Linked DNA regions of Homo sapiens: region 1 is linked to region 2. The links are chromatin loops, found by intact Hi-C in ENCODE. Cell type or tissue: PC-3. All regions are shown on one strand.

The links. A loop is a pair of places that touch in the nucleus more often than their neighbours do. Peaks named below come from ENCODE experiments on the same cell type or tissue, not always from the same donor. Only the 100,000 strongest peaks of a DNase experiment are listed, where the experiment ranks them.
Region 1: a loop joins it to region 2, with 6 times the contacts of the local background. A loop is called at or near these places in 29 of 110 quality-filtered maps.

The regions. Positions count from the first base shown.
Region 1 is chr1:173,401,885-173,409,884 of GRCh38, forward strand. The region is part of intron 2 of LOC100506023 (a long non-coding RNA gene); the gene reads right to left. It also overlaps a transcript of TNFSF4 not described here. Among named protein-coding and RNA genes, the nearest start is that of PRDX6-AS1, 55 kb to the right of the region's middle. In PC-3, CTCF peaks have their summits at 7,232 and 7,433; DNase peaks (open chromatin) are centred at 4,097 and 7,927; H3K27ac peaks cover 1,871 bases.
Region 2 is chr1:173,251,856-173,259,855 of GRCh38, forward strand. The region is part of intron 2 of LOC100506023 (a long non-coding RNA gene); the gene reads right to left. It also overlaps a transcript of TNFSF4 not described here. Among named protein-coding and RNA genes, the nearest start is that of TNFSF4, 49 kb to the left of the region's middle. In PC-3, CTCF peaks have their summits at 3,533 (motif pointing right), 4,466 (motif pointing right) and 4,670; a DNase peak (open chromatin) is centred at 3,556.

The DNA.
Region 1 (8,000 bases), 150 kb after region 2:
TCCTATCTTATATGGGCAATGGTTTGTCAGACATTAGATCATCCTTATTTTTGCCTTGTTATGTGGCCAGTGTAAAGTTTGTGCCAGCTAGAGCTCTCTGTCAGTTTCGTATTTTCCATTTGCACTTGTGTTGTTAATATGTCTTCAAAATTCATGGCTTCTTTACAATGATATTTTTAACCATTGGCCTCAAATCCTAAGCTTCTTTTTTTATGCTCAGAAACTTTCTATTGGGAGCAGGTTGTGGGCAAATAAATGTCTATTCTTTTACCCTAGGTCAAAGATGCATTCCTAAGTTATTCTTCCCACACCTCAGCCAAAGGTACAACACATCTGCAATCCTGAGAGGCAGAAATAATAATACCTGTACTTACCATAGGCTGATTTGCCATAGGACCTTGGAGAAGCCACTTCACCTACTATTAATTGGCCTTCTGTGCCTTGCAAGAGGATTTTTCAAATCTCAGCCTTCACAAACCACAGTAGAGCTTCTGGGACTCCATACTGTTGCTGTCACAGCCCAGCTTGTGTATACATCCTGCCACAACCAAAACCCAACCAGAGGTAATAATTTCAGATTTTGAAGTTCCCTTTATTTCCACACCTGACCTAATTTTGTAATATGCCCTGGGCCATGCTCTGCACTGACATGTATCCCACCTTCATCAGTCAGATGGAACGTATTAAGCCAACTGGAAAAGGGGTACAAATCTCACCTTTCCCCAGAGCACTATTTCTCATCAATCCTGCTTCAAGGTCATCACCATGTTCAGCAAATGAAGCTCCTTGATGACCCCATCATATAGCTTAGGCACATGGCAGAGAAGGGTGAGTTTGGGCCAGAAATCTGTAAGGACAGAAAAGTAGCCAGTGGCTTTCAAACAATCCCCTGGAGGGCTTGTAGGCTCCTGAGCCTCATACCCAGAGTTTCTGATTCAGGGAGTCTGAGGTGAGGCCTGAGAATTTGCATTTTTTTTTTTTCTTTTTGAGACAGGGTCTCACTCTGCATCCAGGCTGGAGTGCAGTGGCACAATCACGGCTCACCACAGCCTCAACCTCCCAGGCTCAAGTGATCCTCCAACCTCAGCTGCCTGAGTAGCTGGGACCACAGGTGCTCACCACGATACCCAGCTAATTTTTTATTTTTTGTAGAGATGGTATCTCCCTATGTTGCCCAGGCTAATCTCAAACTCCTGTGCTCAAGTGACCCTCCAGCCTCAGCCTCCCAAAGTGCCAGGATTACAGGCATGAGCCACCACACCTGGCCCAAGAATTTGCATTGCTAACAAGTTTTCAGGTGATAACTGAGGCTGCTGGTCCATGGACCACACTTTGAGTAACACTCCAGACTAGGCCAAAGGATACCTGAGTGCTTGTCTGGCATCATCTGGCCATTTTTTCACCCTAGAAATGCCATCTGTTATCTAGCAGCCTGATGCTACTGCTAGCCAGCAGAGACCATCAAGGCCCAAACACATAGATGCATTTTTATGCTCCAGGAGCTTTGCAACATAAAGGAGTTCGCCAATGTAAGTGTCTGGGTCTTTTCTAGAAGCTCCCTAATTTGTAGGATAATTTACCTCCCCATGCTTTATGTAAGTGCAGGGAACAGAGGACAATCAATTCCACACTGACATTTTCTGACAGATCTACATACGTAACAATTGAGATTTGAAATGGTATCATCAAACAAAACCCTGAGTAGTCTTTCAACTGAGTAGTCTTTCAAGCGTTTTCAGCTGGGCGCGGTGGCTCACGCCTGTAATCCCAGCACTTTGGGAGGCCAAGGCAGGTGGATCACGAGGTCAGGAGTTCAAGACAAGCCTGGCCAAGATGGTGAAACCCCATCTCTACTAAAAATACAAAAATTAGCTGGGTGTGGTGGCGGGTGCCTGTAATCCCAGCTACTTGGGAGGCTGAGGCAAGAGAATCACTTGAACCCGGGAGGCAGAGGTTGCAATGAGCTGAGATCACACCACTGCACTCCAGCCTGGGCGACAGAGCAAGACTGTGTCTCAAAAAAAAAAAAAAGAGAGTTTTCATTTTTTCATTTTGTGTTTGTTTGTTTAGTGCCTGAAGGGGGAAATATAAAAGAGTAAGAAATGATACCGGCACAAAGAGACCTGAAAATCTATTGGAGGAAATAAGATATATAAGGATAGGCTCATTGCAGAGCGTGGAATGCAGTCCAGGAACATAGAGCACTAGACATGGAAGCAAGAGACCGTGACCCCATGTCTATTGACGCTCCATTGCTGACTTATTGTGTGATAATGGGGCAAGTCCCTTTGCCTTGCATGCAGTGACAAACTCTTGGAATCTGTATAACTATGCAGACCACAGATATGATATCTCCTGGGACCATGATTCTCTAGGGACAACTCTGTCCCTGAGAGCTAAGCCCCAGGGATGATGGCTAATCCTGGGACACATAAAACTAAGTTATCAGGACCCCCATGGAATTACCCACAGGGAGTAACTCAGAGCAGCAGCCTACTGCAGAGAGGGAAGTAGCACCTACAGCCAGCTGTGCTAAGGCAAATAACTATTTTTTTAGAACTTACCATGTACCAGGTACTATTCTTAGTTAAATGTATCATTTTGTTAATCCACACAACATCCCTATAAGGAACTGTAATTATTCATCTGCCTGGGATGCTTTTCCCAGTCACCCACATGGCTCATGCCCTCACCTACTTCAAGTCTTTGCTCAAATGTCACCTCTACAATAAGGCCATCCCTGACTGCCATTTTTTTTTTTTTTTTAAGACGGAGACTTGCTCTGTCGCCAGGCTGGAGTGCAGTGGCACGATCTCAGCTCACTTCAACCTCTACCTCCCAGGTTCAAGCAATTCTTCTGCCTCAGCCTCCCAAGTAGCTAGGATTACAGGCATGCACCACCATGCCCTGATAATTTTTGTATTTTTAGTAGAAATGGGGTTTCACCATGTTGGCCAAGCTGGTCTCAAACTCCTGACCTCAAGTGGTCCACCTGCCTGGGCCTTCCTAAGTGCTGGGATTACAAGTGTGAGCCACCCTGCCCAGCCCTGACTGCCCTCTTTTAAACTATAACATCTTCCTTCTTTCCCCAAAACCCCTATCCATTTTACTCTGCTCTATTTTCTTGCCTCACATTTATCACATTCTAACATGCTATATATAATTTACTTATGTTCATTGTCTATCTTCCCCTATTAAATGTAAGTTTCCTGTGGGCAGAGATTTCTGTCTGTTTTGCTCACTGATGCATCCCAAGTACCTAAACAGCCAACGGCAAGTCCCAAGGTAAAGGGCTAGACTGCAAATATGTTCGACTTTGTGGGCCATATGGTTTCCATTGCAACTACTCAACTCTGCCTTCATAAGACAAAAGCAGCCACACTAACACACAAAATGGGTGTAGCTGGGGTCCAGTAAAATTTTATTTACAGGCACTGCAACTCAAATGTAATATAATCTTCACACATCACAATATATTTGGCTTTTGTTTTTCAACCACTTAAAAGTATAAAAACTATTCTTAGTTCACAGGCCACATAAACAGGCAGCAGGCTGGAATTGGCCCACAGGTCACAGTTTACCAATCCCTGAGCCAGAATCTATTAAGGGCTCACATGGAAACCACTGTGCCAAGATATTTGAGGGCACTTGAAAGTGGGATGTTACTTTAAGTATATGAAACATTTCTTATACAATCAAGTATACACACATTATTAATGTGTTTGCCAGGTACCTTTCCATAGTACCAAGGTAAATTTAGGTTTATTCACTGTCTGAATCATGTACAACTCATTTAAATTAAATAAGATTGGCACAATGAAGTTGTCAAGTTTTCAAAGATTACATAAAAAGAGTAGATGGTAAACAATTCTGGCCCTAAACATCTCATGCATCTCACATTGTACCTCATTGATAAATCCAAATTTCCAGCATGAGCATTGGATTTGATTTTATTATTGTTTAAAAAGCAATTGACAGAACTAGTAACTAAACCAGTTATGATGCTGTAGGCATTTTCAACTGTGACTCATACTGCGAAATATGGAGTTAGCTCATCTCAACAGGACAGAAAAGGCTGCATGGCACGTGGGTGTGTGTTATTGGATCTAGAGTTTGATCTCGACCCACTTCTCACCTGTGGGCCCTGTGCATTTGAGTTATCTGGTAAGGAGGGTGGGCCCAGATCAGTTTTCACACTGGCAAGTTAGTTCAAGGCTATATTCTTGTAGACACACCCTGCTTTCCCAAAACTGAGGTAGACATTGTGCAATACCATACAAACACACTCAAAGGAAGCAGGGCTTTGGCATATAGTAGGCACTCAATAAATATTTGAATCAACAAATAAATATATGGATAGCTCTGAACTACTAGGGGGAAAAAAAGCACTCATTTGAGTAAACAGGTCATCATTAATTATTATTTACTGTACTCTATTCTTGTCTGCCATAGGAAAAACAAGAGCTATATGCCCCAGTGCTTGACCACTTATTTATTTACTTATTTCACAAAAATTATTAAATACCTACTATGTTCCAGGAACTCTACAGGGAATTTGGCCTACATAGCTAACGAAGACATTACAGGGTTGCATTATAACTTCCATGAGTCCTAGGCACTTTTGCCTTCATGGACCCCTTCTTCCATTAAAAAAATTAAAATTTTTATTTTACATTGTCTTAAAGATAAATATAATTCAGGCCGGATTCATTGCTATGTTCTTAATTATTATACTCACTATTTCTTCAGAATTTAAAAGCAATTAATATGAAAACATTGTCGTGGACCCTAAAATTACCCTGGGCCCTGGGCTCTGTGTCTGTTGTGCCCAGTGGGGCGATTGCCCTGCGACAGTCTCTGTCTTCCTGCCTCCTGTCCTGAATGAATCGGTCCAAATGTTACTCAAAGGAGCTGATCAAAGTAGCTGGGACCTGGAGAGAATTCCCAGGTGTGGGAATCCTGAGAGGTAATTACGGAGAGCTTCCGAATGGAGAGCCTGTGGCCGTGGGGTGAAAGTGAAAGTGAACAGTGACAGCGGCCTGTTGGGTGGTACTGGGTTCTGAGCAGGGCGAGGAGGGGAATCTAGTTGGGGGGATGGGGAGACAGTAGCAATGGCAAGGCAGGATATTACAGCAGCAGCAGGATGAGAAGGGTGACTGCCTCACTCGGTGCAGACTGCTGGCACCTGAGTGGAGTAAGGCTGATGGCTGTGCAGGGAGCAAAGGCAGTGGCCACTGGGGAGGCAGGTGGTGCGGGAGGGGAGAAAAGCAGACCAAACAGCCTGGCTGGGGTGTTGGGGCCCAAGAAGGATGAGGAGGATATTAGCACAGTCCGTGTGGAGTGTCAGAACCTGAGGGTAGATCAAGGTAACCAGCTTCTCACAGTCAGAAAAAGAAGTTACAAATCTGGCCAGGCGCGGTGGCTCACACCTATAATCCCAGCACTTTGGGAGGCCAAGGTGGGCAAATCACTTGAGACCACCCTAGGCGATATGACGAAACCCCGTCTCCATAAAAAGTATAAAAATTTGTCGGGTGTGGTCGCACACACCTGTAATCCCAGCTACTCAGGAGGCTGAGGTAGAATAATCACTTGAGCCCAGGAAGTGGAGGTTGCAATGAGCTGAGATCATGCCACTGCACTCCAGCCTGGGTGACAGAGCAAGACTCTGCCTCAAAAAAAAAAAAAAAAAAAAAAAAGTTACAAATCTGGAAAGTGAAAACTAGAATGAATCTGTGCTGCTGTAGATTAAAATCATCACTATCAGCATGAATTCATGCTTTCCTGTAATATACAGATATAAAACTAGATGTAAATGGGTGTGTGTGTGTGTGTGTGTGTGTGTCCTAGCTCTATACATTGAGAGCCTGGGAGCAGAGACATCCCAATAGCAATGAACACAGCTATCATCCATATTTTGATTTCTGCTATGGTTTGACAGTTTTTATCCCCTACAAAATTCATATATTTAAATCCTAATCCCCAGAGTGATGGTATTAGGAGGTGGGGACTTTGGGAGGTGATAAGGTCATCAGGGCAGAGGTCCAGGTATGGGACTCATGCCCTTATAGAAGAGGCTCAGAGAACTGCCTTGCCCCTTACACAGCCAGAAAGTTGGCAATCTGCATCTCACAGGCAAACCCTCATCAGACCCCAACCATGCTGGCACCCTCATCTTGAACTTACCAGCCTCCAGATCTGTGGAAAATACACTTCTGTTGTTTATAAGCTAACCAGTCTATGATATTTGTTATAGCAACCCAAACAGACTAAGACAACTTCTAAATACCATTTTCCATGAAAAAGAGCCAGGCCCCTCAGGAGAAATGGCAGGAAAATTACAAGATGAGTTTGGAATATCTTGTTGTTCCAGAAGGCAAGGACATGTACAAAGAATGATAGGAACAGGCAAGAAAATATACAAAGAATGATAGGAACACTGGCCAAATTGGGAACAATTTGATGAAAACAGATTAGAACCCAATAGATAAAATAAGCTTCCATGGGTCCATACTAATATAAATAATTGATTGATTAATAAGGAAGAAAGTAAGTTTTTTCTTATAGTAGAATGCCAACTAATTAAATGCAGAATGGATAATTAAATTTAAAAAATCACTGCTTGGCAACCATCATAATAGTATGGTTTCAGACAAGAAATATCAATGGATGCTAAAACTAATGGATGAACATTTCATGCAGAATGGAGTTGTTTTTTTTTTCTTTTGAGACAGGGTCTCACTCCTGTCACTCAGGCTGGAGTGCAGTGGCTCGATCACTGCAGCCTCAACTTCCCAGGCCCAGGTGATTCTCCCACCTTAGCCTACCGAGTAGCTGGGACTACAGGCATGCGCCACCATGCCTGGCTAAATTTTGTATTTTTAGTAGAGACGGGGGGTTTCACCATGTTTCCCAGGCTGGTCTCAAACTTCTGGCCTAAAGTGATCCACCCTCCTTGGCCTCACAAAGAGTTGGGATTACACGGATGAGCCACTGCACCTGGCCAGAATGGGATATTTAAATAGTCTCAAAGTACCTTCCGTAAAATATTTACAAATTTTTTTAAAAAATAATAATTTTACAGTGAAGAGGACTGGCAGACACCTCTTAATTAAGTGATCAAAGTGAACATCACCATTAATAAGACAAACTGAAATTGTGCACCACCTGTAGGATGCAATGAGAAGACCATACACAGCATCACTTCTCTGCTATTCCTACCAAAAATGAAAAGCATTACCTAAATCTAATTCTGAGGAAATATGAGACAAACTCAAATGAAGGAGCATTCCACAGAATAACTGTAATCTACTAAAATGTGAAGGTCATGGAATCAAGGAAAGACTGAGGAACTCCCCTACTCTGAGAGGGTCAAAGAGGCACAACAACCAAATGCAGTGCTTGATCCTGAACTTCTGCGATAATCACATTTATTGGGACAGCTGGGGAAACTGGAATGGTGTCTGCAGATTCAATGTTAGTAATGTATTAATGTTATTAATACTTTTATAACTTAGATAGTTGTATTATTTTTATATAGAAGAATGTCCTTGGGTCCAGGAATGATACATTCAAATATTAAAGTGATACGGCATCATGCAATAATTTCCTCTCCAACAGTTCAGAAAAAAAAGTCATTATACTATTCTTGCCAGTTTTCTTTAGGATTGAAATTATTTCAAAATAAGAAGAAAAAATTAAATTGAAAGTCATCAAACTTTTTAAGGTAAAGCCCAAGACTACAGAATTTATAACTGAACTATTGTGTATTCCCTGAAGGACATTTGCTTTTAGTGATTTTTTCTTAAAAATCAAGTATTCTTTTCTGGCATAAAAATATGACTCCCACATGCAAATCTAATCTACAGTGTGAGAAGTGCAGGCAGTGGTTACGCTGGCAGGAGGATGAAGGGGAAGTGGTGGCTGGCAGTAAGCCCTGAGGAGCTCCCGCAGCTCTCCATGCTTCCTGATCTAGGCTCTGAGTGCACGGGTGTAAGTCC
Region 2 (8,000 bases):
CAATTGCCATTATAAGGATTTGTGCCTACCCTATATGGCAACCTATTTTCCCTGGAAAGAAACACAGGAACGTGTCCTTTGTTGAAGTCCTTTCTAGAAGACAGAGAATTATGATTGGAAAATAAGGTAAATGCCCTGTTATTGTGTGGCTTGAATTTTAGGCAGGTTTTAGTTGGCTAACTAGATCAAATGTTTTATGTTAATAGATGGTTTTAGTTGGCTAACTAGATCAAATGTTTTATGTTAATAGATGGTTTTAGTTGGCTAACTAGATCAAATGTTTTATGTTAATAGATAATACTGTCAAAATACTGATTCTTCCACTTTTTATAATAGTTCCAGTCCTCAACTCTCATGATAGAAAGAAAAATAGAAAAGAAAGGAGGGAGGGAAAAAATAAAGTCTTCCAGAAAGTCTATCTTACAAGGTAAGTCCAATTTTCAATAATTATGTTGGAAGAACGCTTAACAGCTTAATTTTGGATCTCTTGATATAGCTTCATATAATCTTCATACAAATCTAATCAGAGATGTGAAGCTCTGATTGTTGAAATTATTAAAATACATAATTATTTGCTGAAATTAAATATAGGGAATTCCTTAAGGAGCCTTTCCACCATTTTTCTCTTCCTTTGAGATAATTATCTGTGCAATACTAGATATTAAATGGTTACATACTCACTGCACTTCTGCCCTGAATCTAGGTTGGAAGAACGTTTACTTGCCTTGCATAGGAAATTTCTCAATGTCTATATTTACTGCAGGTTGGCTTGGACTACAATTAGGGAACAACTGTTCCCACCAAAGTAGGATGTGTGGTTCATAACTGTGAAGAACCCATGCTGAAGGCTGATAGAAAGCAGCAACTCAGACATCAGGGGGAGCACTGATCAGGAGTGAGAGCAAGAGAAATTTCCCCAAATGAACAAGGAACTGCAGCAGACTTTTCACAGAACACCCTGGTAATAGAAAACTTCCATAGAAATTTCTGGTGAAAATTATACTTACGATGTATTTAAGAGTTTGCAGATGAAATGATTACAAGCTTCCTTCTAGCAGGATAAGTTTCAGAACTTCCTTGAAATCTTACATGCCTCCCTTCCATGGGCTCAGCCATGGTCAAACTATAAAAGATTCCCATCCCCTGTACTTCCTTGCATTTAGGAATATTTTCAGGTTTTTTCTCTTAAATCCATTCACTCTGTCTTACCAGAATTTTTGGCTGACCCTTCAATTTTGGTCAATGTCTTGCTTTTCCCCTGTTTATCTGGACTTGATATTTTAGACCTTCTCTCATAGGCAACTCTTCTGCAGTTTTCAGCTATCAGGCTTTTTTTTCTTCAAGCCCTATACTTGTATATTAGTCATAACCATTCCAACCACAAGAGCTCAGCTCTAGTATCCCCATTTATCTGGGAGGGAGGTCAAAAGTAAGAATCCTCAAACATAAGTGAACGAACTTAGAATAGAATACAAAAGGCATATGGCAAAGAAGAAAGCCGGCAGAAGCTAGAGGAACAGGATCCATAGTAGACCAGTGACTCTGCCCCATGCCGTGCTGGCAAAGGGTTCTCCTAGATACTTGGTAAGAGTGTGAGTATTCAAAAAAGTAAAGTTGGGAGTTGGAGAAGGGGAGTAATGAAGAAGACATAGGCCTTGCAATTCAACCTTAATAACACAGACAAATTGAGGCAAAAACATCAGGACCTGGCAACTGTTTTCTCATTTGATTCTTGCCTGGTAACAAAGAGAGAACTGAGCTATGGGTTAGAGGGATAAAGCCAAGACATATGAACGTCTAGTTTCTGCCCTACTCTGGTATGGGGATTGTGGACAGAGAATACTACATAATGCTGTGAAGGTAGCTGGATAAGCTCCTCTGACGTTGTGGGGTTTTCCTGCTAAAATTGAACCAAGCATATAAATTAAAGTGAGATGAGTTTTTTTCTATTAGAAATTTCAAAGTTACCCTGTCTCTCTTTAGTCATGTCTAAATATTAGTTGTAGGACGTGTATGCAGTAGATAAGAAGTCAATATGCAGCCAGCAGTCTATCTTCCCAGCTTTCTGAAAGACATTCCAGGACAGTTACAGAAGTGGAGAGATGGAGGCATTAGGTCTACTATTGAATTTAGGGTTATGGTTGGATGAATTTGTGTATAAGATCTTAAACTCTTTGATGTTCTATTTAAAAATCGAGTTCTAAGGGGAGCAATTTGAACAAATTAATACAATGCAAAGGTAGCCATCAGTCAAAGTGTGATGAATTCAGGAAAAGTCTTAAGACTCAAACTCTTTAGTTGAGGCCTTTGTGCCTGATAGAGATCTTTACCTTTGTCAAAGACTAAGTTACAACAAATTTAGTTATAAATCTAACTTGTTTTTATTCACAATTCATTAATCAGGTCAGCCTCCATTCTATAAAATAGAATATGAGTTCCCACTAGGCAATGGCATACAGTGGGTTTTGTAAGGTGGGAACAAGGAAACAAAATAGTAGGGAAAAAAATGGCTGATTATTAATATCAGGCTGCTTCAGTTCACTTTTTTTTTCTAAGAGTTAAAGCAGAAGGGACTTCCTTATTCAACTGACTCCAGTAGACTGGAATCTCCTGTTTTCAGGATAAAATGGTCTGTTTTGGGTTCTGTCTGCTCCCTTAAAGTTTCAGTTTCACTATGTGGCGTTTAGCAAAGTGACTCCATTTTGGCTTGTTCTCACCTGTTGGGACTTAGTAAAAGTTCAGTCTAAAAAATGACCTTCTATAATTTTTTAATACCTATTTCTCATAAACAAGGTCCAGGCTCCTGGAAGAGTAGGAATCACCAGATCAAGGGTGATGGGGGTAAACCTAGACTATCTTAGGCTTATTGTTAATAATTGCAAATTAGAAGCATCTTTTGAACAGAGACTGAAAGTGGTGAAGAAAATAAGATTGACAAAATTAAAATATAAAAGAGATCAAAGAGGAACTGCCTGCAACAAAATGGAATCATAGAAAATGGAATCATAAATTATAAAAAGAGAAAAGACATGGGGCTCAGAAGGAAGAAGCTAGGTTTGAAGAACAAATCTTTGCCCACAGTGCACTGGTTCTCAAACTTGGCTGCACATTAAAGACACCTTAGAAGTTTTTTTAAAAACACTGAGTCCCACCCTTAGAGATTCTGAATTAGTGGTCTGAGAAGTTGCTGGGGAAAGGGGGTAAAACTAGTCTTTCTCTTTTTCAAGTAACCTGTGTGGTCATTTCTAACTGAAGTGGCTAATTGAGATAGGCAAAAACCTCAACGCTCATGCCCCTACCAGGCTGCTTGTAACAAGGGTCAAAAAGAATGTGTGTACAATTACAGCATGTGTCTTTGTGCCTTTTTTAGGCTGTGTGCTTTACTTATGCTTCCTTTTTATCTAATTACTTTAATGCTCCCTAAAGTTCTGAACAGACTTTGGCAGGACGATTGGTGAAGGAAAATTTAATTATATAAGAAAGCAAAAGTCAGTTTATAATATCAAACCTAATTTATGGGACTGTAATTGCTGACCTCTAGGGGGAGCTCAAGGCTCCTTCTCCCCATCTCCTTTCTTTCCAGTCCCTATGGAGAAGTATTATTTAGGTTTAAGTTTAGGATTGTATTGGCTATTTGGTATTAAATGTTACCACATTGCCAAGTTAACAATCGTTATAATGTGGGTGTGGCCTCTTTTGGGTTCCCTTATTCTTAGCAAACAGAGTGGAAAAGAGGGTATGATCTGCATGTGGGTTTTTGTTTGTGAAACAAAAATAGACAGTTTACACTGTTGACTAGTTAGACACATACTAGCACAGCAAAAGGGAGTTCTTCACAAGATCCACTGAAACTTTTTAGAGTTCTGCATTAGGCTTAGGAGCTAACCTTATAACTAAGAAATAACCATCTCTTTGCTTTGCTTTGTCTTACTTCATCGTCACAATCTGTCTGTTTTTATCTGTGCCCCCACCTCCAAGACCTCAGAGAATCTCTAAATGAGGGGAGGATTGGTGTAGGTCAGGATTCAGTTAGTGTCCTAACAAGATACCATTGTAATAACATCATCATTTTTATTTGGGTGTTATTCAAAGAAAGAGAGAAAGGTGGAAGTGGAAAAGAGAGGGTAGTTCTTACAATTCCTTGAAAATTTCTTGAAAAGATAAAGGAAGTTAAGCCAAACGCACCAAGGCTGAACTTCTTGGTTTAAATAGTAGGAAGACAGCAATGCCTGATTTTGCCCCAATTGTCCATAAACATATCAATGAAGACTGGAGGGAGTTCACAAACAAAAACATGGTAAAATAGAATATTAATAACATAGTCACCAGATTCTGAGCATAATTAACATTAAATATTATCTTACTCTGCTTGGGCTGCTAAAGCAAAATACCATGGCCTGGGTGATTTAAACAACAGAAATTTATTCTCACAGTTCTGGGGGCTATGAAGTTTCAGATCAAGATGTCAGCTGATTTGGTTCCAGGGCCCTCTTCCTGGCCTGCAGATGGCCACCTTCTCGCTGTGATCTCACATGGCAGAGAGACAGCTCTGGTGTCTCTTATAAGAGCACTGATTTCTCATGAAGGCCTCACCTTCATGACTTCACCTAAGCCTAATTACCCCTAAAAGTCCCATCTCAAAATACCCAAAGAGCCATCACATTGGGGGCTAGGGCTTCAACACATGAATTTGGGGGAAGGGGACACAATTCGGTCCATAACAATGGTAGAAGAGAGACAGTCAAACTGAGAAACTTTCACAGCCTGATGTAGATTCTGGCCTTAGGGGCAAGAGTTAAACTTGGATAGAATGAAGACAGCATGAGGCTTCTACCCATCTCTTACTGCATTATCCTACTACTCTATCTTAGAAACATGACTTGCAACAACCAAAAACCAGAAACCTCCCCTATCTATTGGGGAAGACCCTTGAAGTGGCCAGGCCATGCCTCCTGCTCTATCTTTAACCTCTTACTTAACCTCTAAAGGGCACTGAAATGTTTGAACATATTCCTTACTCTTGAATTCATAGCTCTTCAAACACAAGTTCCATTGTGGTTTAAATATAAATGGATTCTAAAGATGAAATTGGGTCAAATTGAAGATTTGGGTGGATAAGCAAAGGGACTAAAGTCATCTTCTTGAATGCCTATTCCTTCTTCATCACTTCTCCACTGTTGAACTCATTGCCCATGTGGCTTATGAGATTAGATGAGCCCAGATCTCCCTCTCACGTGGGAGAAGGCACTATCCAATGCTTCTACTTCAGAAATCCAAGAAAGAAACTCTTTCGTATCTCCAAGGCTTAATGCAGTCTAACTGCTTTAAACAACACCTATGCACTGATGACTCCATATTGTATGATGCGGATTCTGATGTTAATCTAGTCCCTCTTTATTAACTCCCATTCACAGCATCATTGTGGCTTTAGCTATTTAGTGTCTACACTGAGAGAGGTATATTTAGATAACACTTTATTAATAGGCTTAGGCAGAAATAGGAATGGACATTTCAATGACTTATGACACTAACTACCCAGAGTTGGGCCAAACTTCACAGTTAAGGGTACAGTCCTTTACAAGGCTGCCCTCACTTCAGGCGCCAGCTGCAAGTGCAGAGGTCCCCAGCCCACCCTCACTTCTGACCAACGGGTTACAAATTTTAGGGTTTCCACTATCCTGTCAGGTTAGATAACTTATTAGCACAATTTGCAGAACTCACAAAAGCACTATATTTATTTTTAAAGTTTTATTAAAGCAAAAAGATACAAATTAGAACCGGCCAAAGGGAGACATGCAGAGGGCAAGATCTGGGAGGGTTCCAAACATGAGGCTTCTATTATCCTTTCCCCATGGAATTAGGGTAGATTATCCTCCTGGCACATCATGTAGGACAGTACACAGAGAACTGCCAACTAGAGAGGCTCACCCAAGCTTTGACGTCCAGAGTTTTATTGGGATTTAATTACATAGGATCTTTGATGGAATCAACACCTATGTGGTTGAACTCAATTTCTGGCACCACCCTCCAGATGTCAGACTGATATCACAATGGCTCAAAGCCTCAACTTTCTAATCTCATGGTTGATCTTTCAGCCATGGCCAGCATCCCCATCCTGAGTCATTCGTTAGCAGGAGTCAAAGTAAGTCAGCTTGGTAAACTATCAGGGCCCACCATTAATAAAGTCACTCTTATATCACTTGGGAAATTCCAAGAGGTTAGCAGTTATCTCCCGGGAACCAGGGACAAAGACCAACCAAATTCCATTTGGCTTCCAGCAGACTTCTAGCAGGCTTCCATTGAATCAGTAATAAAAAAGCAGGATTGGGGAGGGGCTAAGATAGCTGATTAGAAGCAGCTGCAGTCAGAGGCTCCCACCAAGAACAAAAATGGTAAGTGAAGTCTGCACCTTCAACGGAGGTATGCAGGTTCTCTCATTGGGACTAACTAGGTGGTTAGCACGACCTACAAAGAGCAAGGAAAAGCAGGGTGGAAAAATGGCCCACCCGAGAGCAGATTAGCACAGGGCAAGGGGAGCTCTCATCCCCAGCCAAAGGAGACAGTGAGTGATTGTGCTACCCCAACCAGGAAATCATGCATTTTCCATGGATCTATGCAACCTGCGGATCAGGAGATCCCCTTGTGAGCCCATGCCACCAGGGCCTTGGGTCCCAAGCACAGAGTTGTGCAGATACTCAGCAGCTGTTTGGGTTGTGGCCTGCAGCAGCAGTTTGGAAACTGCCTAAGATGACTGAGTTCCCGGGGTGAGAGGAGCTGCTGTCACCGTGGCTCCAGTCTGTCCTACCAGGGCCAGGGAGTCTGGATGGTTTGGAATGGAAGGAATTCCCCACAGGGCAGCACAGCAGCTGTGGCAGATTGTGGTCAGATTGACTCTTTAGGTGGGACCCAGATCCGTCCCTCCTCACTGGGAAGGGTTTCCCTGCAGGAATTTCAGCAACTCCAGCCAGGGGGTTATGGACAGAGGACAGAACTCTGACCTCCCTGAGATGGAGCCCCTGATGGAAGGAGCAGCCATGGTCTCTGTGGTTCATTCAGCAGTCTTAGTGTTTCCTGCCTGCTGGCTCTGAAGAGTCCAGGAAATTCTCAGCACAGCACACCCACTCCAACAAGGGGCAGCCAGACTGCTTCATTAAGCAGGTCCCCGATCCTATGCTTCCTAACTGGGTGAGACCCCCAGCCAACAGGGGTCACTAGACACCTTATACAGGAGCATTCCCACTGGCATCAGGCTGGTGCTCCTCTGGGATGGAGCTCCCAGAGGAAGAAGCAGGCTACCATCTTTACTGTTCTGCAGCCTCCACTGGTGACACCTCCAGGTGCAGGAGGGACCCAGGTGAATAGGGTCTGGAGTGGACCCCCAGCAAATTGCAGCAGCCCTATTGAAGAAGGGCTTGACTGTTAAAAACAAACAGAAAGCAACAACAACAACATCAACAAAAAAGACCCCAAAAAAACCCCATCCAAAGGTCACCAGCCTCAAAGATCAAAGGTAGATAAGCTCACAAAGATGAGAGTTAATACAAAAATGCTGAAAGCTCAAAAAGCCAGAGTGCCTCTTCTCCTCCAAATGATCACAACGCCTCTCCAGCAAGGGCACAGAACTGGGATGAGGCTGAGATGCATAAACTGACAGAAGTAGGCTTCAGAAGATGGGTAATGATGAACTTCACTGAGCTAAAGGAGCATGTTCTCATCCAATGCAAAGAAGCTAAGATTCATGATAAAACAATATGGGAGATGATAACCAGAATAACCAATTTAGAGAAAACATAAATAACCTGACAGAGCTGAAAAACACAATACAAGAACTTCATAAGACAACCACAAGTATCAATAGCCAAATAGACCAAGCGGAGAAAAGAATCTCAGAGCTTGAAGACTATCTTGCTGAAATAAGACAGGCAGATAAGATTAGAGAAAAAAGAATGAAAAGGAATGAACAAAACTTCTAAGAACTAGGGGATTATGTAAAAAGACCA